Linked DNA regions of Homo sapiens: all the other regions are linked to region 4. Evidence: chromatin contacts called from ENCODE Hi-C or POLR2A ChIA-PET data. All regions are on one chromosome and are shown on one strand. The core of a region is the stretch at or near the end of the contact, and the rest is flanking DNA. Distances in the headings are between cores, read along the strand shown.

Region 1 (3,354 bases), core at 616-3,115, 410 kb after region 4:
AAACAATAGAACTTTATTTCTCATAGTTCTGGAGGCTGAGAAGTCCAAGATCAAGGTGCTGGTGAGGCAGGTTTTATTCTGAGTTCTCTTCTCTTAGCCAGTAGGCAGCTGCGACCTCACCGTGTGCTCACGTGACCTTTTCTTTGTGTGTATATATATAGAGAGAGAGATCTTTGACATACACTCTTCTTATGAGGATACCAGACCTACTGGATCAGGACTGTATCTTATGACCTGATTTAACCTTTATTACTTCCTTATAGGCACTATCTCTAAATACTGTCACATTGGGGATTAGAGCTTAAACATGAATTTTGGAGGGATATAATTCAGCCTGTAGCAATCTTCTAATCCAATAACCTTTTCACTTCTATTCTCCCTCTTTTTGAATTTTTTCTTTATTCTAGGTGAGTTCCACTTTTACTGAATCATTTCGACATTTCTTGCCATCATGTTTTTTATTTCTAAGAGCTCTTATTCAATTTTTTGATTATTTTCCTTTATTTCACTGTTTTTTCATTGATAAATATATTTATCTTTCTGAAAATATGATAGATTTTTTAAATCCTGCTACATGAATTACTTGTATTTTTTACTAAATGACTTTTTTTTTTTCTATTTACTTTGCACTTGGCCTCTCAAATTGGAGGCTTTTTCAAATATTTGGTGATCTTTGGCTATCCTTTGTCATATAAAAGTGAGGCACAAAAAAAATCTTAGAGAGAACGAGGCTTGTTGACCAAGTAGCAAGAAGACTTTTTTATTGTGTGATCCCCAGATGTCAAAATTGATCTTTTCTCTGGGTCTGCTTAGTGTTACACTAGTTAGTTTAGCTAGGATAGGCAAGGTTAGCTACAGGAAAAGAAAAAATAAAAAGAATAAAACAACTCTGTGGCTTAACACAATAAATATTTATCATTCCCACTATATGTCCAGTGATAATTGGTGATGGGCTCTGCTCCAGTCACAGAATTACTCCAAACCATCTTATGATGTCACTGTTTCACCAAGATACCTCATTTGTCATAGCAGGAAAAAAAGCAAGCATGGAAACTCGCATATTGTCTGTTGAATGTGTCCACCTGGAAGTAGTATACATGACTTGTACTTTTACTTAATTGACTGAAGCAAATTGTAGGTCCACACCTAGCCTCAAAGAGTGGGGAAGTGCAGCCCTCCCAAGTGTCCAAAAGGAGAGGGTAGCCAGAAATACTGGAGAGCAGCACCAATGTTTACCACAATGACTGATTCATTCTCTTAAAAATAGTATGCTTGCATGCCTGTAATCCCAGCATTTTGGGAGGCTGAGGCGGGTGGATCACGAGGTCAAGAGATTGAGACCATACTGGCCAACATGGTGAAACCCCGTCACTACTAAAAATACAAAAATTAGGTGGGCATGGTGGCGCGTGCCTGTAGTCCCAGCTACTAGGGAGGCTGAGGCAGGAGAATCGCTTGAACCCAGGAGGCAGAGGTTGCAGTGAGCAGAGATCATGCCACTGCACTCCAGCCTGGGCAACAAGAGTGAAACTCCATCTTAAAAAAAAAAAAATAAGCTTGCAGTCCTCATTCCTCCTCAGCAGATATTATTCAGATACTCAACATCCACTTGGTGAAGTATTGATAAATTGCTTCTTTTACTATTATTTTTTCTGATGAAGTATGTTGACTAACTTAAGGAGAACTTAAGAAAAATTAGATGAAAACAAAAGGATTCCTCTGCCTGCTAAACTTTTTATTGTTGTAAGAAAGCAACAAAAAACCACTGAATTCCTATTTTTCCATCATCCTATGTCTTCCTAAAGTCATCCTTAATTTCATCACAGCACCACTGATGAGGCAAAGCCAGGGTGGAAATGAAGGTGGCAGTAAGCTGAATTGTAACTTGGAACTGGCTGTGGCCAGCCTCCACGTGACCAATTTTGTAATTTATTATTAACTTTATGCAGCTACACACAAAAGGGAGTGAAGATTGCACAAGAGGCTCTGCTAATAGCAAAGTCTTTTAGGACCTAGAGCTGTGAACTACAAACAGTTTATCTTCAAGTGCCCAGGAAGTGATGGTAGAATTCAGGTTGCCTGACAGAAGCAATTTAGATTCTTCAGCAATAGAGGAGAGTTTGAATGTGAAGACATTCTCCTCTCAAACTTATATCACCTTGAAGAGTGGACAAATCCCAAGCTTTACTGTTTCGGGCTACCAGGCACAAATGTGATTGCAAACCAGACAAAAGTGTCCCCACAAGTTCATGAGCAGATTTTAAAACCAACCTGTTTCTCTGCCTCTGGTTTCAAAGAAACTAATTGCTCAGGATGCACACAGATGGTGTCTGACTCATTGTTTCTTTCCTTCATGTCACTGGATGTTAAATTAGTAATGGTAATAAACAACCACATATATTCACAGAGAAAAATGTATGAAGCTAAAATTAGAATCTTTGTCATGCAACATTGATTTGTTCCAGAAGTTGGAGCTAGATTGGTCAGCAAGTGAATGTTTCAGCCTTGTCACTCCAAGTCTTTTTGAGCCCTGAGCACAGACAACCCTAGTGTCATTGACCTTAATAAATGGAGAGTTGCTGAGAAAGCTTCTAGTCCACTGCCAGGCCTCCAGCTGTGGCCTTCCAGTACACACGCCCCTCCTCAGCTCAGACAACTTAGTGCTCTATGCACTTGCTGCTGTGCAGGGGACCTCAACACCTCTAGAATGCAGTACAGAAGTTGCCATTTACATCTTTAAGGTCCTAGACATGTGGCAGCTTATTTGCTAACTGAAGTCGCCACACTGATCAGTCATTGGATGCAGGCCACCCTGGGAAAGGGTGTGACATTGGAGGAGGTAGGTTTCTGCAGAGGGGACAATCCATAAAGGGGCTGACAGTTGAAGGCTGTTGGCCCATGACATTCTCAGGAGCTGGGGCAATGAGGCTTCACTGATGGGGGAGCTGGGCAGTGCATCCTTGTGTCTAGCGCACGGCTACTTCAAGTCACTTTTCCCAGAAGACTCTTCTATCACAATTGAAACTTCTTCAAGTTTCTGCCTGAGATAAGCTTTCTCCATGGTTTTCAGACCAACATCACTTGCCCCAAACTCTCCACCCCTTCTCATGATCAGTCTCATTTTTTTCTCCACTTTATTTGATTTGTCACACTGTCTCATGGATATCTGTCCCTAGATGGGTAAGCTTACTTCTACATTTATGGTTATGTTCACTTAGTAGCTTTTCTCCACTGTTTACAATAGTCAGCTCTGTCTGTACAAAGAATCAGGCTCCAAATAATGAAATGTTGGCTGAACTTGTCCTACTTTTCAACTTCTGAACATGTAGAGTACACAGGGTTCCAAACTATAGT
Region 2 (3,483 bases), core at 606-3,105, 270 kb after region 4:
CATCAGTGGACCCCAACCTCTGAAGAAACCAACGCTTTTACAAACAGCTCCCTTCTGTAATGTCATGGGAGAGTAATTTTTTGCTTTTATAGGGTTTCTTCAGACAGAAGTACCACACAAAGATTATACAAGGATCTATGCTTTTCCATGTGGGGGTTTGATACATTAATGAGAATTTGACAAATCCTGACCACTCTGCCATCTGTGGGCCTCATTCTGTTCCTACTTCTGTGATGCTTTCCATCTGTTCTGAGACAGAGGAACTCGTTCCACTGACATAGGCAATACTCCTAACCCTACCAGCTGTCTTACAAGGGTGTGTTGCTGCTCACTGGAGAAAATGAAAGAAAAGGTATATATTCAACAAAAATCCTGCCAGAAACAATTCACATTCTTCCGTACAGGTAGCTTACAAAGGGGCACAATATGGGATGGGTTTATATTAATCATATCTCATACTTTTCATGAGGTTATGTCATCTTACTGCTCAGAAACCTCCAATAGCTCTCACGACTTAATCAAACTCCTTATCTTAGCATTGTAGGCCTTCCGGCTGTCATTCAGGCTTCATGGCACTTTATTAATACAATATTCCTTTCCCTTCCCCGCTACATGTCACCTATACTTTAGCCAAATGGGACCACATACTATTGTTCTAACCTGCTCCATAAATTTCTGCCTCCATGCTTTTAGAAATTGTATTCTCTGCATTCTAAATGTTTTCCTGTCATGTTGACCATAGAAGTGCTTCCCTTCCCTGAGATCTGTGGTAAGTGCTACCTCACTTATGACACCCTTCCTGATTTCCTCTATCTAGTGATCTCACTTCCCCATGGACTCTGAGAGCACTTTAGTGGTAACGTGTTTATAGACTTACCACATTCTTCCGGATATTTGAGCTGTTACTGTAACAGAGTCACGATGCTTACTTCCGCACTTGATGTTTTCCAAAATATTGATGGCTGAGAGTGAGAACAATCTGTTTTAATTCTGCCAGTGATTATTAAATTTATCTTTGAAGAAGGGTAGATCTTTGAGTTTTGGAGAAGAATAAGACTTAAGGGAGTTTTAGATTATACAAATGAAAGATAATCTTTTGGAATACAGAGACTCTGGTCCAATGTTTCTCAATTTGGTTTCCACAAAACCTTAAAGTTCAATATGTCATCACTAGGGGTTTGTAAGAGATTTTGATTTAAAACCTAGACATCAACTTTCGAAGTTTGCATACTTTGAGGATAGATAGTGGCTAAGCAGACATGTCAGCAATTTCATTCGGGGTCTTTCAGCCCCATTGTGGCAGTGTGCAATAGGATTGTATTTGTTTGTGCCCAGTTTGGTTTATGATGCAAGCTATGGGAGGTTACTGGTAACTGATGAGTGCTATATTGCACAGACGAGAGGGGTGGTAAATGGATGACATGAGTTTTTCCTTCTCTAACTATTTCCCCTAAACTCCCCTTATGCACTACAGGATGACTCACAGGACCAAACAAGCTTTGCTAGTATAACTAAAAATGAGGGGAAATTTAATTTTCATTCTAAAGGCTCAGCTGCACCCTGCCCCACCTCCTGCCCCCAGTTTTGTTGTGGTTACAAACATGGCAAAACATAGGTTGAAAAAGACTAAAAGTGATTTCTCCAGTGATTGATGAGTTTGGGGGGATTTTTAAATTTTACTATGCTCTTATGTTTTACACTTAACTCATGTTTGTATTTTATAAACATGTTTGATAACCCAATGTGGTAATTTTTGAAGGTGAGATGTGAGATGGAAGAGGAAAATTTTAGGCCTGGGGATAACCCTGATAAGGGTAGTGATGATGAATTATAACCTTCTGAGTCATTTTCCTGTGTGATTGGAACAAAGGACACAGAAAAAGTCCATCTTTATGATGAAAGACCCTTACCAAGGAGCTTCTATAGGCTGATTATCCAAATTTTCTTATTTTATTGAGAATCATCCATGTGAGGAGGCCAGCAAGATTTTTCTGTAAAGAGGCAGGTGGCAAATATTTTAGGTTTTTCAGATCACATGTAGTCTCTGTCACATATTCTTCTTTGTCTTTGTCTGCTTGTTTAAATGCTTTAAAAATGTAAAAGCCAATCTTAGCCCTGAGGGCTGTACCAAAGCAGGCCTCTGGTGAGGTTCGGCCCATGGGCTGTCATTTGCCAATCCCTGCTATGTCAAACAACTTAGAGATGTGGGAATGGCTCCAATAAAAAAAAAAAAAGAAAACCCAAACAAAACAAAAACCCTTAAATATAAGTCATAGGTATTCGAGAAGTAAAGATGCTGATTACTTTAAGCAGCTATTAGAATCTTAAAACAAACAGTAACTCTTGTTAAAAACACACAAACACACAAACAAACAAGAAACAGGTACATTCAGTGAAAAGGACCAGGGAGCAAGTTATTTAGTAGCAGAACTTACTGTCTTAAACAGGAAAAGTCACACAGTTGGTAAGGCTAACAATGTGATCATGTAAAATTACTGTGAATCAAAGGCTAGGAAAAGATGCACTACAAGAAACTGAAAAGGTTCCACAGCCTCAAACAGTGTCATATGGTGAAGTATTGATGACACGTCACACAACTTTGAAGAGGTTTTGTGACATACCCTGAAAAACCGCAGCTTCCTTTTCTAGGTTGATGAGTCAGGGGATTTCACCAATAAATGTCATACTTAGCATTTGTAAGATTTGCAAGTAATTGTGAAATTCAAGAAAACAAAGAGTGGCCCATAACAAGGAAAGGCCAAGATATAATTAATGTTTGGCCTTCATATCTATAAACAAAAGGTCTAAGAACTACATTGACATGAACACTGATAGTGCTCTGTCAAATTTGGTTCTATGAGAGCTTTTGCATCTTATTAAATGAAAAAAGTTTCTCACATTTTCACAACACATTGGCTTCTTCAAAGAGAATGTCAAACATTCTTGGAGATGAAATGAAAGTTTTAGATAATATTACAAAATGGCTATCTTTGTTATATAAAGGCTAACTTGAGAATACTTTTAAAACTGAAAAGGTGTCGATAAAGGCCACAGAAATATCCTGCTATACACAGAAATTTGGTGGCTCAGCAGAGGAAGCATTTTCAACAGGGTGTTTGAGCTAAAAGATGAAATTCAAAAGTACTTTCAATATCATACTGGGCAAGTTTCGTTAAGTGTTTTGATGAACAATGGCTACAAAAAGTTGCCTTCTCAGCGGACATTTTTCATTATGTGAACAAGTCTCTGCAAGGCCCTGGAGAAAATGTTTTGACTTTGAGTGACAAGATTCTTGAATTTAAAAGGTAACTGAGAGGGACTTCCGATTCAAGTGATGATGGAATAAGACCCTTGTGAAAAATTCCCTTGCAGTAAAACAACTATAAAACCTAAACATAAAGCAAAAAGCAACTACTTGAAGGCACTAGAGAGAGAACAGAAGCAGAAAGACATTGGCAAAGAATAAATATTTGGAAGAGGAAG
Region 3 (3,736 bases), core at 1,092-3,591, 390 kb after region 4:
CCATTCTTAGCAGAGAGGGATTTTACTGCGGGGAGGGGGCGGTTTCTAACCCCTTAACTCTTAGGAAGGACTCTAACCTTCCTAAGTTGGGCTTCCAACCCAAGTTTGGTCAGGTGTCCTTGCCCTTATTAAGAGGGGCCTTTAACCCCACTCTGTCTTGGGAGAAACTCTAACTCCCCTAAGCTGGGCCTCTAACCCAATCCCATCCTTTACCCAGATACCTCACCACTCACCCAAAGTCAGCTGATTGGTGCTGCGACCTGTTTCCTTTGTTGTTGGGGGGTGGGTCTCCTCAGTATCACCCCTTTGAAGTTTGCCAGGAAGATGTTATCAGAAAGGGGTCCCAATCTAGACCCCAAGAAAGGGTTTGGATCTCACCCAAGAAAGAATTTGGAGCGAGTCCATAGAGTAAAGTGAAAGCAAGTTTATTAGGAAAGTAAAGGAAGAATGAATGGCTACTCCATAGGCAGAGCAGCAGCATGGGCTGCTGTACTGATGATGCTTATTGCTACTTCTTGATTATATGCTAAACAAGGGGTACATTATTCATGAGTTTTCCAGGAAAGGGGTAGGTAATTCCCACAACTGAGGGTTTGTCTCCTTTTTAGACCATATAGGGTAACTTCCTGATGTTGCCATGGCATCTGTAAACTGTCATGGTGCTGGTGGGAGTGTCTCTTAACATGCTAACGCATGCTAAGCAGTGAGGACGACCAGAGGTCACTTTCATTGCCATCTTGGTTTTGGTGAGTTTTGGCTAGCTTCTTTGCCACATCCTGTTTTATCAGCAAGGTCTTTATGATCCGTATCTTGTGTTGACCTCCTATCTTATCCTGTGACTTAGAATGTCTAACATCCCGGGAATGCAGCCCGGTAGGTTTTAGCCTTACCTCACCCAGCCCATATTCAAAATGGAGTTGCTCTGATTCAAACGCCTGTGACAGTTTGAGCCATAAAGATAGCTCAAGCTTGTACCAAGTGGCCATAGAAGATTTTCCAAAGGCCAGAGCCACCTCCATTCCGAGTCACTTACGTTGGTCACCAAATTATTAACTCAAAATATGTGAGACAGGTCTTCATCAATTTAGAAAGTTTATTTTGCCAAAGTTAAGGATGCATGCCCATAACACAGCCTCAGGAGGTCCTGACGATATATGCTCAAGGTAGTCAGGGCACAGCTTGGTTTCATACATTTTAGGGAGACATGAGACATCAATCAATATATGTAAGATGTACATTGGTTCTGTCCAGAAAGGTGAGGGCGGGGGGGTGGTGCTTCCAGGTCATAAGTAGGTGAGAGACAAATAACCATTGGTTTCTCAATAACCATTTGCATTGAGTTTCTGATTAGCCTTTCAGAAGGAGGCAATCAGATACGCATTTATTTCAGTGAGCAGAGGGATGACTCTGAATAGAATGGGAGGCAGTTTTGCCTTAAGCAATTTCCAGCTTGACTTTTTTCTTTAGTGTAGTGATTTGGGGGTCCCAAGAGTTATTTTCCTTTCACAGCAGCAACACTGCGGGTCTACCTGAGAGGTTAGGCAAAGCATCGTGCGGGATTTAGGGTTTGCCAGATACAGACAGGGAAGAACATTCTAGATAGAGGAAACAGAGTATGCAGAGTTGTGAAAAATCAGGCATGTTTGGTGAACTGCTAAATGTCTGTGTTACTGAATTAATAAGTATGTGTGTGTGGGTGTGTTTGTGCAAGTGTGTGTTTGTCGGCCACGTTGGAAAAGGCTTGTGTGTCAAGCATTGAAGGTTTCATTTGGTCCCATAGCCAGTGAGATGGGTTTTTAAGCAGGAGAATGGCATGGTCGGCTCTGACGTGTAGGAAGGCAACTCGAGTGGCTGCAGGTTGGAAGGCTGGAGGCAGGGAGGACAGTTAGGAGCACTTGCAGTAGTCCCAGAAATTGCAAAGGACATCAGTCTTAAGGTGGGCCCAGCTCAACAGTGACAGGGCTTATGGGCACGAGAAAAGAAGACACCAGCTATAAATGGTTCAGTTGATTGACAGATGCAGAAGACTGAAAATTCCTCAGTGGTGGAAGTTGTCCCTGGGGCTTCCATACAAGGCCTTTTCCACCAGGACTCAAGCAAGCTGCGTGTTCAGGAAGATCATTAGGAAGTGGTCAAAGAGATTTTTTTTCTTTCTTTCAAAGAAACAGGAAAACATGTAAGAAATGCTCTTAAACCACTGGGTCTCTTAGCAAGTGTAACTTCTGGTCAGAGAGGTGTACCACACAGGGGTATTAGTTGGAGAAAGGATATTTATTTCCCTTTAGCTGAAGAAATTTCTGTATTGCTTTCATACTAGAATTTTTTTTTTCTGCAATTAATCTGCCACCTCGTGGCCTAATGAGAAATTTCAATTTCCATAGCTTGGAGAGGGAGGATTGAAGAAGCAGAAGTCAACACTCTTTCACTTAATAGAAACATCGACATACTACTGACTGCCAGCACAGGAGTGCTTTCCTCTAACTATATAATGCCCTTTTTACCTGCTATTCAAAGGGTGTTTTGTGATTTCCCAAAAACTCAAAAAATAACGAGGAAGTGCTTGACTCATAGACACTTCATACACGTGTATGTTTTTGACTCCACAAAATGAAAACTAGAATATGGTTCTTGTATTTTAATGGGAAAAGAAAATGTCCTAAAAGCTATACAACTTTATAAGATTAATTTCAACTTCTAAAATATTGCTTAAAATAATAAAGTGAATTTGCAAATATAGATAAAACCTGGACACTGAGCAAACACCCATTAAGCTAAAATGAAAAATGAACACAAGCAGATTGATGGGACTGCTTTTCTGTGGCTGAGTCATAAACCTGTATGTAATAATTGATCTTCTTGAGAAACTGAGAGGGCTGCTTTTGTGAGAGATGGGTGATCTTTGAATCAGATCACTTCTTGGATTCTACACAGATCAAATAAGCCATCCTGAAATGTGTCCCTAAGTCAGAAGTGCGGTGCAGCAAGGAGGGTAAGAAGACCAGCACTGGGTTGGACTGTCACCTGCTGGGTCAGGCCTTTAACCTTTCAGTTGCTGGATAATAGGGAGGTGGGGAGTCCCAGAGGAGGATGGGGGAGGGGCACTAGAAAGCCAGACAAGTGCAGATGCCTGTTGCTCTTAGTTCAATCTACTCTGGCCCTCAGAAAGGCTGTCTAAAGAAGATGTCTTTTAATAGGTACATTCGCCTAGTACAATACTTAAGAGTATAAAATCGTTAACATAAGATGTGGTCAGAGTTTATTTTTGCTCTTTTGTGAAGCAGCTGTGTGCAAAGCAAATTAAAAGCATAAATACAACTTTAAAAGAATATTTAAACCATCTAGGTACTAATAGATTTCCCTAAGTTTCCATTTCCATATCTTTCTGTAATGATTTTCCTAAGTTTCCATTTCCGTAATTCTGACTACACAACTGTCATTAATTCTTTAAAAAAGTCAATCATTTTGTTTTCTAGATCCAAACGTATTGTTCGTACATAGTGTTAATTTAGTGTCCTCCTTTCTAATAGTAATACTTAGAATTTGTTATATATCTTAAGTAATTGGCAGGTAAACTTCTTTCTGAACAGAAAACTATTTCTTATAGGATTTACTTGGTAACAGTTTGTTAGCAACAAGTCTCAATGACTCTTTCACATAAGAAAGAAATGCAATGTCTTTGAAACATTGTATGCTTCTGACTTTTTAAAACTAATTTAAAATACTGGCTTATCCCAGT
Region 4 (3,469 bases), core at 671-3,170:
AATGGGTAGGAGGAGGCCATTCAAGCTAAATCTTGACAGATGGGCAGGAATTCATCAGAAAGACTTAAATATTGGTCTTGAAAATAGCACTGCATACAAGAAAAAAACACATGCATTTATGAGGCAAGAGTCCCTGAAGTTTCACATTTACACAAAATGATGTGTGTCTTTTGGTGGGGGAAGCGGATGTGAAATTCCCTACAGATAAGCCCAGGCTAGCTGACCAGATGAGGTGAGATTTCTTTCAGGTACTGCCTAAGCAATCAATGGCCAGAGAGGGCTGCGGGGCTGGGCTGCTGGGCTGCGAGGCTGCTGGGTGCTGAGGGAGCAGGGGGAATGTTCCCTGGGGTGTGGCTGGCCATGGTGCTCGCCATCCTGGAACAAATCAACTGAGGCGCAAATCTGCAGCACCTTTGCCACAGCCAGAATCCACGGTGGTTCCTCCGTGAGCACATGCCCTGAATTCCACCTGGCCTGTGCGTCATGCTCAGTTGGCAGGATATCAGAACCAATGCTGCCAACACCAGACTCTCCACGTGCGGAGCAATTTATGAAACCCTGGGGCCAGCAATGGCCACCTTTGCATCCTGGAGTTAGGATGACCCTGACACATCCCAGCCCCAGCATACACCACCGCGCTGCCCTGAGGCTGGGCTCTACCTTTTGAGAGCTACTGAGCTCTGCAGAGATGTGGGTGAAGGGAGCCACAGACATATCAGTCTGGCAGGGGCTTAGAGTCACTGCTCTAACTGCCTATCTGGCAGGTGAAGAAACAGAGGCCAGGGCAGGCAAGCCCTGACCAGGGCAGTGTACCTGCTTGGTAGACGAGTTCTCTCCTTCCCCCAGTGCAGTGCCTACTGTCTCTCTTTAGCTGTGCCTAGCTGGGTTGGGGTCTTTTCTCTGGGCTTCCCTAACCACTCCTGCTGACCCCTATCTGAGCTCCAACTTCTCCCTGGAAACCACGCATTAACCTATTACCTCCTCGCTACACTGTGAGTTCCTGAGAGGGGCTTGCGTCTTTCTCATCTGGCAGTTGGCCAGAGCCCCATAAGTACACTCAAGTTGAATGAGCGATTAAATGGGTGACTGCAACAAGCCTGGGCAGGAATGGGTAGTGCTCTTTTTGGTCATGGCTTCTTAAACACAAACAAGGTGGGCTTCATTGGGCCTTATTTCAGAAAAAAATATTCGTCTTATTATAAAAAGTAATGTTTGGCCAGGCACAGTGGCTCAAACCTATAGTTTCAGCACTTTGGGCGGCCAAGGTGGGAAGATTGCTTGGGCCCAGGAGTTTGAGACCAGCCTGGGCAACATAGTGAGACCCTGTCTCTTAAAAAAAAAAAAAAGTTAGCTATGGTGTTGCATGCTTGTGGTCCCAGCTACTTGGGAGGCTAAAGCAGGAGGATCACTGGAGCCCAGGAGTTGGAGGCTGTAGTGAACCATGACTGTGCCACTGCACTCCAGCCTGGGCGACAGAGAAGACCCTGTCTCAAAAAACAAGTAAGTAAAGCAAAATAAAAAGTAATGTTTGACTTGAACTTACAAGTTAAAGAACTGATGAGTCGATTGTGCTGTTTTGATTCTGTGGCTCCTGTCATCCGTCTCACTCTACCTCCCAGCGACACAGTCCTGTCCTCCTAGATACATGTACCCTAGCTTGAGAAGTGGGACTGCGGGAAGCTGGGCCAACCAGGTGGCTTATTCACTGTCTGCTGGGGCAGGAGGCAGGGCAGGGGCAGGAGGGAGGCAACCCCAGCCTGTGCCCGGCTTCCCCGAGGCGTGTGCCTTGTGCGGCTGCTGAAGGAGTGACTCCTGAGGAAACCAGCTTTTCCAGGGAGGCAAGGGATGGGAGAAGAGGGTGGAGAAGGAAGTGGTCACACCACTTGCCTTCTGCCAATACTGTCCCTTTCTTACGCGTTAACCTTCCACTCTGAGCTATGACACTTTCAGTACTAGTGTGGTAAGTTCTACAGGAAACAGGAAACATGGTTTAACAGACATCCCTTTAAGCTTTAAGTGTAGCCCAGGCCCTGTTCTAGCTAGAATGAAGTTTTGCATAATGAATAGATACCAGATTCCCCTGAAGGGCTCTTGCCCCAGAGACTCTCAGTGGCCCACGTTCACAGGTACTTGCAGGCATGCATATATGCTTCTCACCTCTTAGGAAATGGCCTTTGCAGGCATGAAAAAACAAATACCTCAAGTTCCCTTCCTGAGCCTCTTAGGCAACATGAAAAAACTACATACCAATCCCGAGAATGGAAGCTGGTTTGGAGTTTCACCTCACAAAAAGCTGGCCCCACCATGCTCACCCAAATGGCAGATTTATGAAGGTTCTGTTTGACAAGAGCAAAGGATCCACTTTGAGCAGCTCTGGGCCTATGGAAGGCAAGGTGTTCATGTTTAAGCACAAAGGTAAACAGAGCATAGCAGCAGGTTACAGAGATCATTTATTTTCCCGCTGATGACAGACATGAGCTCTGGCCCAGGGCCCAAACTTCTTATCCTTGAAAAACACATTTTACAGATTGCCGGCAGAGACAGCCAACCCAGATTAAGCTGCCAGACCTAACTATTTTAGATCTTCCTCCTACTCCTCTGGAAAAAAAAAATATAAGATAACGATTTTTGTCCCTGAAAAACAATGAGAGGAACTAAAGGAAAGCCCGGGCTCTATTCTTAGGGGTCTGCTGCCCTCCAGAAAGCCCAGCGTACAACTTCAGGCAGGCCCATGACACGCCAAGTGTTTGCATTTTGGAAGAATCCTAATAGAATTCCTTCAAGTGGCAGATTCCTGAGGACATTTCAGGATTTATTTACAGATCGTTAACTTACTTGTCACAGAAACCGAAGGGCAGGGAAATTTTGAGCTGACATTTTGGAATGCCACCCTCAAAGGGTGATCAACCAGAAATAAAGATAAAGTGCCTTTGAAATGATAAATATGAAGTAATGGGGACAAGGATTTGTTTCATAGGCACCGTTTCAGAAAAACATCTCTAATGTAAAGTGAAGCCCAGAAGTATATTTTACCTGCTCTTCACTGACTATGTAATTAATGTTTCAGTGACTGACAATTCTCACTTATCACCATAAATTTTTTTCTAGAAATTGCCACATAAATTGGAGCATCATAAAACAGGTTTCTGCAAACTGGTTTGTATGTTTTTTATCATAATAATGAGGTTATAGCCGGGTGCATTGGCTCACGCCTGTAATCCCAGCACTTTGGGAAGCTGAGGTGGGTGGATCACCTGATGTTAGGAGTTTGAGACCAGCCTGGCTAACATGGTGAAACCCTGTCTCTACTGAAAATACAAAAATTAGCCAGGCGTGGTGGCTTGCGCCTGTAATCCCAGCTACTTAGGAGGCGGAGGCAGGAGAATTGCTTGAATCCAGGAGGCAGAGGTTGCAGTGAGCTAAGATCTTGCCATTGCACTCCAGCCTAGGCAACAAGACTGAAACTTCC
Region 5 (3,491 bases), core at 546-3,045, 290 kb after region 4:
CACCAATAGCAATGGCAACAAAAGCCAAAATGGGATTTAATTAAACTAAAGAGCTTCTGCACAGAAAAAGAAACTATCATCAGAGTGAACAGGCAACCTACAAAATGGGAGAAATGTTTTGCAATCTATCCATCTGACAAAGGGCTAATATCCAGAATCTATAAAGAACTTAAAGAAATTTACAAGAAAAAAAACAAACAACCCCATGAAAAAGTGAGCAAAGGATATGAACAGACACTTCTCAAAAGAAGACATTTATGCAGCCAAGAAACATATGAAAAAAAGCTCATCATCACTGGTCATTAGAGAAATGCAAATCAAAACCACAATGAGATACCATCTCACGCCACTTACAATGGCGATCATTAAAAAGTCGGGAAACAACAGATGCTGGAGAGGATGTGGAGAATTAGGAATGCTTTACTCTGTTGGTGGGAGCATAAATTAGTTCAACCATTGTGGAAGACAGTGTGGTGATTCCTCAAGGATCTAGAACTAGAAATACCATTTGACCCAGCAATCCCATTTCCCAAAGGGTTATAAATCATTCTACTATAAAAACACATGAACACGTATGTTTATTGTGGCACTATTCACAATAGCAAAGACTTGGAACCAACCCAAATGTCCATCAGTGATAGACTGGATAAAGAAAATGTGGCACATATATACCATGGAATACTATGCAGCCATAAGGGAGGATGAGTTCATGTCCTTTGCAGGGACATGGATGAAGCTGGAAACCATCGTTCTCAGCAAACTAACACACGAACAGAAAACCAAACATTGCACGTTCTCACTCATAAGTGGGAGTTGAATAATGAGAACACGTGGACACAGGGAGGGGACCATCACACACCGGGGGCCTGTCAGGGGGTGAGGGGCTAGAGGAAGGATAGCATTAGGAGAAATACCTAATGTAGGTGACGGGTTGTTGAGTGCAGCAAACCACCATGGCACATGTATACCTATGTAACAAAACTGTATGTTCTGCACATGTACCCCAGAACTTAAAGTATAATAAAAAATTAATAAAGAAGGTCAGTTATATCATGTTTAACAGGATCAGCAGCAGCTTTGTAAGTGACTTTACAGAGACTAATAAGGGATTTGATCTTTCTTTTTTGTTATCGAGGCTTTTGAAATGTGGAACTTGTGTATTCTGCTTTGTTTATTTATTATCTTTTCAGACTCAGTCTATATTTTATGCTGAGTTTTGAAAATGAAATACTTTATGTGAACCGGCAAAACTGGTACCAAAGGGAAACATTAACCATTTGGAAGAACATTTCTGTAAGGGGAACAGGTGACAATATACACGTGTGCTAACTGTAAAATGAGCATCTTAATCCTTAAAGCAAATCAGAATTGAATACGAATAATCTTTTCGTCAATGAAATAAACACAGCTCTTTGAGGATTTGAGACTACATTTACCCTTTATTCATAGTCGCTTACAGTTTTGCTTTTCTCTGCATTTCTCTGCTGTAAGATGACTGTTGCATTGTTGAATTGTATTTTGAGTGGATATTTTTGTTTGGTAATAATTAAAATTTTAAATTGTAAAAAAAAAAGAAATGTAAACCAGCCTGAGTTCAATTATTTACAGCCTCTCACATCAGGTGAGATGGCGCACTCCTAAGTTGAAGACAGTGTTCCAGGGCAAGTCAATCAGATATCAAAAGCATGATTTCTGCAGACCTGAGACCATGTCTTCTGCATATTCCAATTTCACTTTCAGAAACTGCCAAGTCACAAGCCACGTCTACTAAGGGAATGACACAACATTATGAAACCTCCACCATAGCATGAGCAAGTCAAACAGGTTTCTTACATAATAAAAGCTTTGCCATCTCACCCAGGGCTTGACTCCTTGTCAGCCCCTCCACCCCCAGAAAAAAACACTGAGATATTTGGACAGCTGGGTGTGACCCAAGCTTGGGGCATGGGGCAATGTTCAGGTCAAGGAAGTGGGAGGCCAACTTTACCATGGCTTAGAGGCCCTGGAATATGTCGGATACAAAGGAGAGGAAATGCTTAGAGACCCCTGGTTCCAACTCCATCAGAGTGTACTTGGGGAAGTTCTGGGTCTAGACCTATCTCGATCCTGTGGAACTGCAGAACTCACTAATCTCCTGGAATTTTCTGAACTGTCTTCAGCTCTCTATCAGGTCATAAGGGTTGGAGCTTCTCCCTAAGGACTTTCCCAATGCCCAGAACTAAGAGAAGCTGCATGTAGAGCTTTCACCCACAATAAACAACTTGCATAACAGGGCAGGTCTAAATTTCCTGAAGGAAGGAAGAACCAAGGGCCAAGAAAGATACAGATAAGTTTTCCAGCTGGAAAAGAAATATCCTTCTATGCCAGACTAAGGCAAAAACAAACTAAAAATTTACCCAAACCTTTCCACACAAACATTTCACTCATTTTTCATTCTGAACTGCTAGGATAATCATAGGGCACTCATATTACATGTGAGGTCTGGGTGAAAAGAGCTAATCAGTTCTATAAAATATATGATCTCTCTCCAGGTACAGTGGCTCATGCCTGTAATCCCAACAATTTGGGAGGCCAAGGCAGGTGGATCACTTGAGCCCAGGAGTTCAAAACCAGCCTGGGCAACATAGTGAAACCCTACCTCTGAAAAAAAAAAAAAAATTAGCTGTGGTGGCATGCACCTGTAGTTCTAGCTACTTGGGAGAAGTGGGAAGATCACCTGAGCCTTGGGAGGTTGAGGCTGCAATAAGCCATGATTGCACCAGCCTGGGTGAAATATATACATGATCTCTCTACTTTCCTGAGTCTTCTTATTCAAATGAAACTGGCTCTTAGTCCGGACGGATCACTTCTGATATATGATCTAAAATGATGAGTGTTTTTATGTTGGGAAAATTAATCAGGATGTTATTTTTGACATCGCATTGAAAGAGACAGAATTTAAGACATATCAAGAAGGCAAATAACTCCATTTTACAAGAGTTTGCTTTTGCAGTTTTAGTGGAAGGAGCGTTACTGAACAGGTGGATTTCTATCTCAATAATGAGAACTCATATCCAATATTATCCTTGGCATTTTGAACACATTATCTCTAACTTTCACAACAAATCTGCAAGTTAGTCATTATTGTCCATTGCAGGGATGAAGAAACCTGGGTTCAGAAAGGTAACTTTGGCTAGGAAGGGAGAGGTGGACTGGGGACAGGCCTGCTACCTCAAAGCACCAACTCTTTAACTCTTTTCATTACACCATGATGTTTTTCCCTAAAGGAAAGAAATAAGTCTAGACTGAAAGCATCTTCTGGTTTAGGTAATTCAGATTAGACCCAATCCTTCCTTAGAAACTTAACCCAACCCCTTGCCAAATGGTAGGTAGTTTGGAGATGAAATCACACTACCTTTAAGGGTCAAAGTGTCATGTTTTATACATTTTTGGTTTTTTTTTCCCCTCTTGCTTCAGTGCAATAAATCACAGCAGTTCAGGCGTAAAATTAC
Region 6 (3,634 bases), core at 855-3,354, 260 kb before region 4:
AAGTCACCTGCCTGATGTCATACTGCTGGTAAATGCTGTGCAGAATTTGAACACTGTGTGTCAAACTCCACTGCACTTCCCTGCCTCAAAAGAGCCTTTCATTTCTTCCTTGAAAGAGCTGCCCCACACTGACACAAACCCATGCAGGGCGAGAACAGGACACACCTTCTGACGCGGCACTCCTGGGTAGGCTGTTGCAGGAATGGCCCCCCAGTTGTTTATACCTTCCAATCTTCACACCCTTGGGTTCCCCCTTTTCACATTGATTCTGGGCTCAGTCACATGACTTACTTTGGCCAACAGACCATTAGCAACTGTGACAGACACTTATAAAATACTTATGCACTGGGTTTGTGTGCCCTCTCTTGTTCTCCTTGGAACCCTCATGTGGAAAGCCCGGGCTGGGCTGCAGTAGCATGGACGGACCCACATGGAGCACAGGTGAGCTGTTCCTGCCCAGACCTCTCCAGACCGAGCAGCCTCCCAACCACCAGACAGGTGAGGGAGGGCCTCTTTGACCATCCAGCCTGGGCTGCGCTATCCGCACCAGAAGAAACACCCAGAAGACCCACAGAATCATAGTAAGTAATGTTTACTGTCTTAAGCCATCAAGTTTTGGGGTGGTTTGTTGCACAGCAAAAGCTAGCTAACTGATACAAGTCCTTAAAGAGGCCTGAGCTAGCATCTCCTTCCAGCTCTGAAGCACTGGAGGATAATTCTTGGATCTCTAGTGTCCACAGACTCTTTCTGCAATGTCAGAACCACCCAAGAATACAGCACTGTCCTTGGCCTGGAGGGTCACTCTGCTCCTAGAAAGCAGGAAAAGGAAGAGGCCTTTATATACCTTCTCCCCAGGACACACAGGGCCTGCAGGCAGCCCTGGTGGGTGCCAGGTTACTTAGGGACAAGGTGACAGTGGCATGCTTTTGCCATTTGTCCCCAGCCAAGTGTTTTTCCACTGATGTGAAAGGAAAAAGATAATTTCTCTAGTGAGCCCTACTGCAAAGACTCTGAGGCAGCATTTCATCAAAGGGTGCTGGGAAGCACTGGGGAGACAGCAAAACCCAAAAACCTCCAGCTCCACTCAGCAAGGAGCTTGCTGCTTCTGTTTCCAGAGAGGCGGAAAAATGAATGAGCACTCAGGAAAGCCAACCTGATCAGTGGCACTTTGATAAGATGACAAAATTGCTCCCTCCTCCAGTCCAAATCCACTCTCTGTGGTGAACTATTATGGGAAGGAAGCATCAACTAATTAGAAGCATCTCTGGGACATGAGAAAAATCAGCACCTAAAATGCCTAAGCAGAGAGAATTCCTTGTTAAGAAGAGAGAAAACAAAACAAAAAACTGCTAGGATGTCACTTTGCCCAAGCATATTTATAAAGGGAGGAGGAGATAAGAATTAATTGGGACAGGAGCTTCTACCTAAGTGACATAAAAGACACAATTATTTTTGCTGCTTTTACAGATCAAGTGCCCCTTCCAGGTGGGGATAGAGCCCTGGCACCACCCACCATTTTGAAAAATGACTTTTAGTCTTCCGTAGTTCTAACTAAGCTTGAAATTAAGATGGTTCTTTTGTTTACTCCCCCTGTTGGGGAAGCTCTAACCACCTATCAAAAACACCAATGTCTGGATTATTTATTTCTCATTGTCCAACCTACGGGGCATAGAAGAGTTTTATGAAGCCAACATGTGAGGCGTTTCTCCCAAAGAAGCGTGGATGCACCTCCCCATATTGCAGAGCCCTTTTATACTATGGTCCTTTGATAATCTGGATTTTGACAGACAGAACTAATGCCTGACTTGGAGCAGGACAAAGAGCCCTGGAAGTCAGAGGCTTCATTCTTGTCACCCTCTTTCCTTTATAAGCTGCGAGCACTTGGGTAAGTCCCTTAACCTTGAGAAAATTCAATAAAACAAAGGGTTAGTGACTAATATATTACATCCTTTTTAAAAAACAAGTTGTGGTTTAAAAAGCCCCATATAACATGAGATCTACTGTCTTAACACATCTGTGAGTGTATAGTACAGTATTGTTAACCATAAGCACACTGTTGTAAAGCAGATCTCTAGAACTGACTCAGCTTGCACTACTGAAACTCCACGCCCACTGAGCAGCAACCTCACTTCCTCCTTCCTCCGGCCCCTGGCACTCAACCATTCTATGTTCTGCTTCTACGAGTCAACTGCCTTAGATACCTCATATCAGTGGAATCAGGCAGTATTGGTCCTTTATGACTGGCTTATTTCATTTAGCATAGTGTCCTCAAGGTTCAAATATATATCCTTACAATGATACTGACATGGTACTCACTGTTTCCATGGTAAGTGGTTACATATATTAACGTATTTAGCCCTCACAGAAACCCTTCAAGGTAAGGTGGCATGATTATCTCCTTTTGATAGATGAGGAAACTGAGGCAAAGGGAGGTGAAGTGAGGTGCCTATGCTTACCTGCTGTGTAAGTGGCTCCAGACTCCTTTTTTTTTTTTTCCAAGACAGGGTCTCACTCTGTTGCCCAGGCTAGAGCATAGTTATGCTATCATAGCTCACTGTAGCTTTGACCTCCTGGGCTCAAGTGATCCTCCCAACTCAGCCTCCCAAGTAGCTGGGACGAAAGGCACATGCCACCACATCCACCTAATTTTTTAAATTTTTTGTAGAGACGAGGTCTCACTATGTTGCCCAGGCTGGCCTCGAATTCCAGGACTCAAATGATCCTCCAGCCTTGGCCTCCCAAAGTGTTGAGACTACAGGTGTGAGCCACCACACCCAGCCCAGACTCCATTCTCTTGAACATAACACCATGTTCTTTCTGTACAGTTTAAAATTTCTATTTTAGCAAGTAGGCTCACAGAGATACTGAAGTCACTGAGGAAGATGGCAAAAGATGGGGCAGGGAGGATAAACGAGATGTGGTGTTGGAGAGATCTACCCTTGTATAGTTCAGAGTGGTCTTTCACAGCAGGAAGAGGATGGCCTTGGAGCCAGGGAGACCTGGGCCCAGTCCTGGCTCTCCCTTGCTCTAGGCCCTTGGGAAACACCAGTCACCAAAACTGGCAAGACCCTTGCCTTGTAGACATCACATGCTAGCAGGTGAGACAAACAACAAACAATAAGTATTCCCAATAATGTCTGCTATAGAAAGGGTAAAGTGTTATAAAAAAACAAACAAACAAAACACTGGTGCTGGGAAGGCTGGCTGGAATTGTAAAAAGGGTGCCACTGAGAAGGTGATATCTGAGCAGACTAGAAGAAGGTGAGAAGGTAGATTGTGAGGCTGGAGCACATCTAGGGGATGGTGTTCCGCACAGAGGGAAGAGCTAGTGCAAAGGTCCAGAGAAGGGGAGAGCCTAGGACGTATGAGGGAGAGCAAAGAAGCCAGCCTGTGTGCAGGAGCCAACGCGAGCCAGCGTAGAGGCACTGAAGCCGGGGATGGCATGGGGGCGGCGGAAAGGCTGTGCCAGTGACTCTGAGTGGTGTGGGAAGCTATGCAGGCTTTTGAGCAGAGGAGTGACATGAACTGATACTTGGCTTTTATAGTAATTTAGGTGATGGTGGCTCAGATCAGGGCAGCAGAAGTGGAGGTGGGAGAAGCAGTTGGTTTTGAACCTAACCTGTTTCCTAGTGGA
Region 7 (3,863 bases), core at 329-2,828, 480 kb after region 4:
CCAAAGAATGTTTCCCCATGAGCAATAACTAGGAATCTTAGTTTAACATATATATTGAATTTCTAGAATTATTTTGGCAGAGGAACACTTGCAATAGATACCTCATCAACAGGACTTTAAATAGCCTTGCCGACCCAGGGTTTTTAAAAAAGAATTTGGGGAGATCAGGAACTTAAAATTATTCTAAATGTCATCTGAAAAAAATACATACATGGAATGACCTGGAAAGGAGGAGGAAAAGGTAAAGGAGAAGGAAATAAAGAAGACTTGTTTGCCAACTAGAAAAACATTATTATAAAGTTACAGAAATTAAAAACCATCACTGAGCCAAAAGCAGGGAGACAAATCAATGTAACAGAATACAATGCCAAAACAGTCCTATAAATATGAGAATTTGGTATATAATAAGGGTATCATTTCAAATCTGTAGAGAAAACATGGTCCCTTTAATAAATGATATTGTGAAAACTGGCTAGTGTTTTAGGGTAAAACATTTGGATTTCTGTATCATTCCTTTGCCAAAATAAGTTCTGAATGGATCAATGACTTAAATATTTAAAAATAAAATTAAATATAAAAAGTACTTATTATGGATTAATATTTTTATCATGTAATTTCCTTGACTTTTCTGCATTTGTTGTTAAGGTGCATGTTTCATCGAAGCAAGGACCATCTTTACTTCAGTCACCATTGCATCTGTAATTCCTAGCATATCATCAGGCGCCCTCAGAAAATAGCTGTCAAAGAGCTAAATGAAAAAATTAATAGTTTACCAGACATAATTACTAGACACTATTGTTTCTTACAGTGGTCTGCATATCCATCTGTCCTGTTTAAGAAACTTATGGATAGAAGGGAACCTAACCATTCACATTCATCACTTGTAGGGAAAAGATCAATGAAAAAAACTAAATATCTCCTGAGGTCGATTATGGGGGTAAATAAGACTTGGGTAGGCTTCTCACCACTCAGCCAAAGAATACAAGCTTAACAAGAGTCAGTTATGTTGAATTACTGACATGCTGACATGCTGAGATTTTGCCTTTTCTATCCCCATCAGATTAACTGATAGCTTACAAGGCAAAACAGAAATCATTCTGGAGTCTCATGTCTACACCTGAGCATCAGTCTTTTTTTTTTTAACCCACAAACACTGGTCTTTGCAAGGTACTATAGTTCACTCCCCTGTCATAGAATACCTACATCTCTGTTATACATGACTTATAATGAGACTCTTCAATATGGCATTCTCTTGTTGATCAGCTGCCATGGCATTCATTCAGTATGGTAGAGAAGAGCACATTGATTGTTATTGCTATTGGCTAAATTTCCTGACACCTTGTCAGAATGACAAATGAAGGAAGCAGCAAGTCCTCACACAACCATGACTTCTTAGGCAGCATCACCTGGGGTTTCAACACCAGTAGTTATAGCAGGTAGACCATGAGCTTTGGGCCAAGACATGCCCAGTTCCAAACCCTAATTTAGACACATCCTAGAACCACAACAAGGTTTTTCCTTACTTGAAAGACTTTGTCAAAGGCTTGTTCCTGCTAGCTGACTCACTGCTGATACAGGACACGAGGAACCCCAGACATCCCACCATTCCTCATTTGGTGTCTGCCCACTTACACAGAACCCTGTCTGCCTCTTCTCTTGAGCCAGGCCCAGGTGGTAGGGAGCCACATTAAGAATGGTGGACAAAGAATGATAAACTCTCTCAAGCCCATTCCAGGACAATCCAAGTAATCTAAAGGAGGATTCATACAGGAAAACAAGTTAATACAATTAACCAGAATGAAGGGGTAAACTAGAGAGTTGGAAGGAAAGAGAGGAAAAAAACATAAGCAAAAGCTGAATGGTTGGGTGGTTCAAGGCCTAGATACTTTCATTAGGCCTGGAATTAAGTGGAAAAGCAATTCAGCTGCCTTCTGCATGAGAGAAAGAGAGAGGAGCCCGCATAAAGGCCATTTATGGTCCAGGACAGAGAGATGAAAGAAAGAGAATTTTTAGAGCCTGACAGAGAAGTTAGGAGGGAACAGTAGTAAAAAAGAGGGAAATTAGATAAGAAGACATTTTGAAGAAACACATAATTTGTTTATGTTTAAATATTTTATTCTTTGTGTGGTCTCAGTGGAAAATTGCCAAAGGGATGATGTGTTTTACTTGCTTCACAAAGGGCCTTGCACAGGGCCCCATGCACGCTTCCCATCCTTTATGGCTGACTCCTGCAATACATGTCCCCTAAACTCAGAGAACTCCCTTGAGGATCTCTTGTGTGGCCATTGCCCACATTGCTCTGGGATATCATGAGCATTGTTGCCTTGTACAGCTTTGCGGTTTACAAGAGAGTCGCTAAACATTTCACCAAAGTCATTCTGAAGATCCCCTTTCAACAGTTTCATGCAATGGCGATTTTCACTTCTGCAAAACTGCAATGAAGGCCACATCATCTTTTTTCAAGGTCTGTGAGTCACTTGAGATTATGGCTGTTATTAATAGACTGCAAAATCAACCATCTCCTTCTTCACCTCAGCCAGTCAGTTGAGCATTCAATATGTATTGAGAACCTATAATGCCTTTGCCTTCAAGAGGCACAGGTCAGTTCTGTCCTCAAGAAGCTGCCCCCAAGGTGTCCAGCTATGTTCCTATCTGGAGGGAGGAGAAGGCCATCCTTAATCTTTGGGGCTGATGAGTCCAGCGCTTCTTCAACATTTCCTGTCTCATAAACCCCTCCCCTCCCATTACTTTCTCTGAAAAAGTAATTTGATATTCTGGGAGAAAGGAGGAGTTTGGAGGGCAGGAGAGGTTTCCCACACCCCCAAATCATTCCAAGATGTCACTAAGGGCAGTCCTCTTTAATTCTTCATCTGCTGCTTTGGGGCATCTACCATTTGCTCAGTGGCACCATCTCACATGAAATCAAATATCCTCAAAATCCATCAACTGACGTCTTCTGTTGGAAAGGGATAACTTGGGTCTACTTCATTGGAACCTTCAAATTTAAGACTCTTGCCTAAGACTGTGGGTTGCTCTTCCATTACCACACCAATCAAATCAGCTGAATCTTAGAGAGCAGGGCTCTGAAGGAATAGAGGAGGGGTGAGAACACGCCAGGGGAGGACAGCAAGAGGTAAAAGATAAGTCTTTGACAGTCAGATCCCTGAGTACTAGGAGTGGACGTTTGGAGGCTCACTGAAAGGGAGAATGGAAAGATAAAAGACACCATAGAGCCAGGATGAACTCTGTCTACCACTGCACTTTGATGAGGTCCTGCTCAGTACATAGCTTAGAAAAATTCAAAGTCAAGTCAGGTCCCCTAAACCCTACCTAGCTAGGAATCACTGTATGTTCCCCTCCCTGAGTCATTTAAGTTGGCATAGGGGCAAACCAAATTTGGGGATGGTTAAAAGATAAAAAGGTGATTGATTTCCATGTCTATAGTTGTCATCTTACTCTAAGACCTCCCATAGTTTAGGGTATTATCAGTGTTATTAACTTTATTGAGCTCTCCTAGTAAACTAGACGTTTCAGGAATTGTACATACACAAAGTCACAACACATACACATCTGCATTTGAAATTCAGAAGCTGATGAAAGTAGGCCATACATGGGATGGGTCTCAAATCCCTTTACATGAAGAAAAGTCAGAGTAGCCGCCAAGGCACTCCTCACTCCTCACAGAGGAGTTGGGATTTTGGCAGAGGCCCAGGATGGGCACAGGTGTCAACTTCTCAGAAGTAGGTATACCAGAAAGAGAAGCTGGTAGGGGGAGGAACACATATGCTCTAAGACCAGCACTATCCAGTAGAAACATAATGGCAGCCACGTAGAGGAAATTTTAATTTTCTAGTAAACACATT

Evidence for each region. Hi-C counts contacts between places; a loop is a spot of excess contacts on that map. ChIA-PET counts read pairs that join two places held with the same protein, here RNA polymerase II (POLR2A). Pooled maps may share reads with other maps.
Region 1: a pooled map shows a loop between it and region 4 (4-fold over the local background). The contact joins two enhancer-like sites. A Hi-C loop is called at or near these places in 5 of 37 single-sample maps with no recorded cell type and 8 of 50 pooled maps.
Region 2: a map of naive thymus-derived CD4-positive, alpha-beta T cell shows a loop between it and region 4 (8-fold over the local background). The contact joins two enhancer-like sites. A Hi-C loop is called at or near these places in 1 of 168 maps with a recorded cell type or tissue (naive thymus-derived CD4-positive, alpha-beta T cell), 7 of 37 single-sample maps with no recorded cell type and 11 of 50 pooled maps. POLR2A ChIA-PET finds 5 or more read pairs at or near these places in 2 of 52 experiments (both activated T-cell).
Region 3: a loop to region 4 is called in a map of prostate gland, with 2.5 times the contacts of the local background. The contact joins two enhancer-like sites. A Hi-C loop is called at or near these places in 2 of 168 maps with a recorded cell type or tissue (cardiac septum and prostate gland), 1 of 37 single-sample maps with no recorded cell type and 5 of 50 pooled maps.
Region 5: a loop to region 4 is called in a pooled map, with 2.6 times the contacts of the local background. The contact joins two enhancer-like sites. A Hi-C loop is called at or near these places in 3 of 37 single-sample maps with no recorded cell type and 2 of 50 pooled maps. POLR2A ChIA-PET finds 5 or more read pairs at or near these places in 2 of 52 experiments (GM10248 and activated T-cell).
Region 6: a loop to region 4 is called in a map with no recorded cell type, with 17 times the contacts of the local background. The contact joins two enhancer-like sites. A Hi-C loop is called at or near these places in 18 of 37 single-sample maps with no recorded cell type and 12 of 50 pooled maps. POLR2A ChIA-PET finds 5 or more read pairs at or near these places in 3 of 52 experiments (GM12878, activated B cell and activated naive CD8-positive, alpha-beta T cell).
Region 7: a map with no recorded cell type shows a loop between it and region 4 (9-fold over the local background). The contact joins two enhancer-like sites. A Hi-C loop is called at or near these places in 9 of 37 single-sample maps with no recorded cell type and 4 of 50 pooled maps. POLR2A ChIA-PET finds 5 or more read pairs at or near these places in 1 of 52 experiments (OCI-LY7).

The regions. Positions count from the first base shown.
Region 1 is chr7:106,482,811-106,486,164 of GRCh38, forward strand. No RefSeq gene overlaps it. Among named protein-coding and RNA genes, the nearest start is that of CTB-30L5.1, 110 kb to the right of the region's middle. Within about 2 kb of position 1,866, at least 5 of the 41 ENCODE cell types and tissues checked have a DNase peak (open chromatin) inside an H3K27ac peak, as active enhancers do.
Region 2 is chr7:106,344,181-106,347,663 of GRCh38, forward strand. No RefSeq gene overlaps it. Among named protein-coding and RNA genes, the nearest start is that of NAMPT-AS1, 61 kb to the left of the region's middle. RefSeq lists an enhancer at 1,957-3,156. Within about 2 kb of position 1,856, at least 4 of the 41 ENCODE cell types and tissues checked have a DNase peak (open chromatin) inside an H3K27ac peak, as active enhancers do.
Region 3 is chr7:106,460,235-106,463,970 of GRCh38, forward strand. No RefSeq gene overlaps it. Among named protein-coding and RNA genes, the nearest start is that of CTB-30L5.1, 140 kb to the right of the region's middle. Within about 2 kb of position 2,342, at least 2 of the 41 ENCODE cell types and tissues checked have a DNase peak (open chromatin) inside an H3K27ac peak, as active enhancers do.
Region 4 is chr7:106,069,756-106,073,224 of GRCh38, forward strand. No RefSeq gene overlaps it. Among named protein-coding and RNA genes, the nearest start is that of SYPL1, 41 kb to the right of the region's middle. RefSeq lists an enhancer at 2,328-2,622. Within about 2 kb of position 1,921, at least 28 of the 41 ENCODE cell types and tissues checked have a DNase peak (open chromatin) inside an H3K27ac peak, as active enhancers do.
Region 5 is chr7:106,363,621-106,367,111 of GRCh38, forward strand. No RefSeq gene overlaps it. Among named protein-coding and RNA genes, the nearest start is that of NAMPT-AS1, 80 kb to the left of the region's middle. Within about 2 kb of position 1,796, at least 5 of the 41 ENCODE cell types and tissues checked have a DNase peak (open chromatin) inside an H3K27ac peak, as active enhancers do.
Region 6 is chr7:105,807,292-105,810,925 of GRCh38, forward strand. All of the region lies in intron 2 of ATXN7L1 (ataxin 7 like 1), which reads right to left. Among named protein-coding and RNA genes, the nearest start is that of ATXN7L1, 67 kb to the right of the region's middle. RefSeq lists enhancers at 104-153, 1,625-1,694, 1,815-1,924. Within about 2 kb of position 2,105, at least 8 of the 41 ENCODE cell types and tissues checked have a DNase peak (open chromatin) inside an H3K27ac peak, as active enhancers do.
Region 7 is chr7:106,550,558-106,554,420 of GRCh38, forward strand. No RefSeq gene overlaps it. Among named protein-coding and RNA genes, the nearest start is that of CTB-30L5.1, 46 kb to the right of the region's middle. RefSeq lists an enhancer at 2,314-2,613. Within about 2 kb of position 1,579, at least 2 of the 41 ENCODE cell types and tissues checked have a DNase peak (open chromatin) inside an H3K27ac peak, as active enhancers do.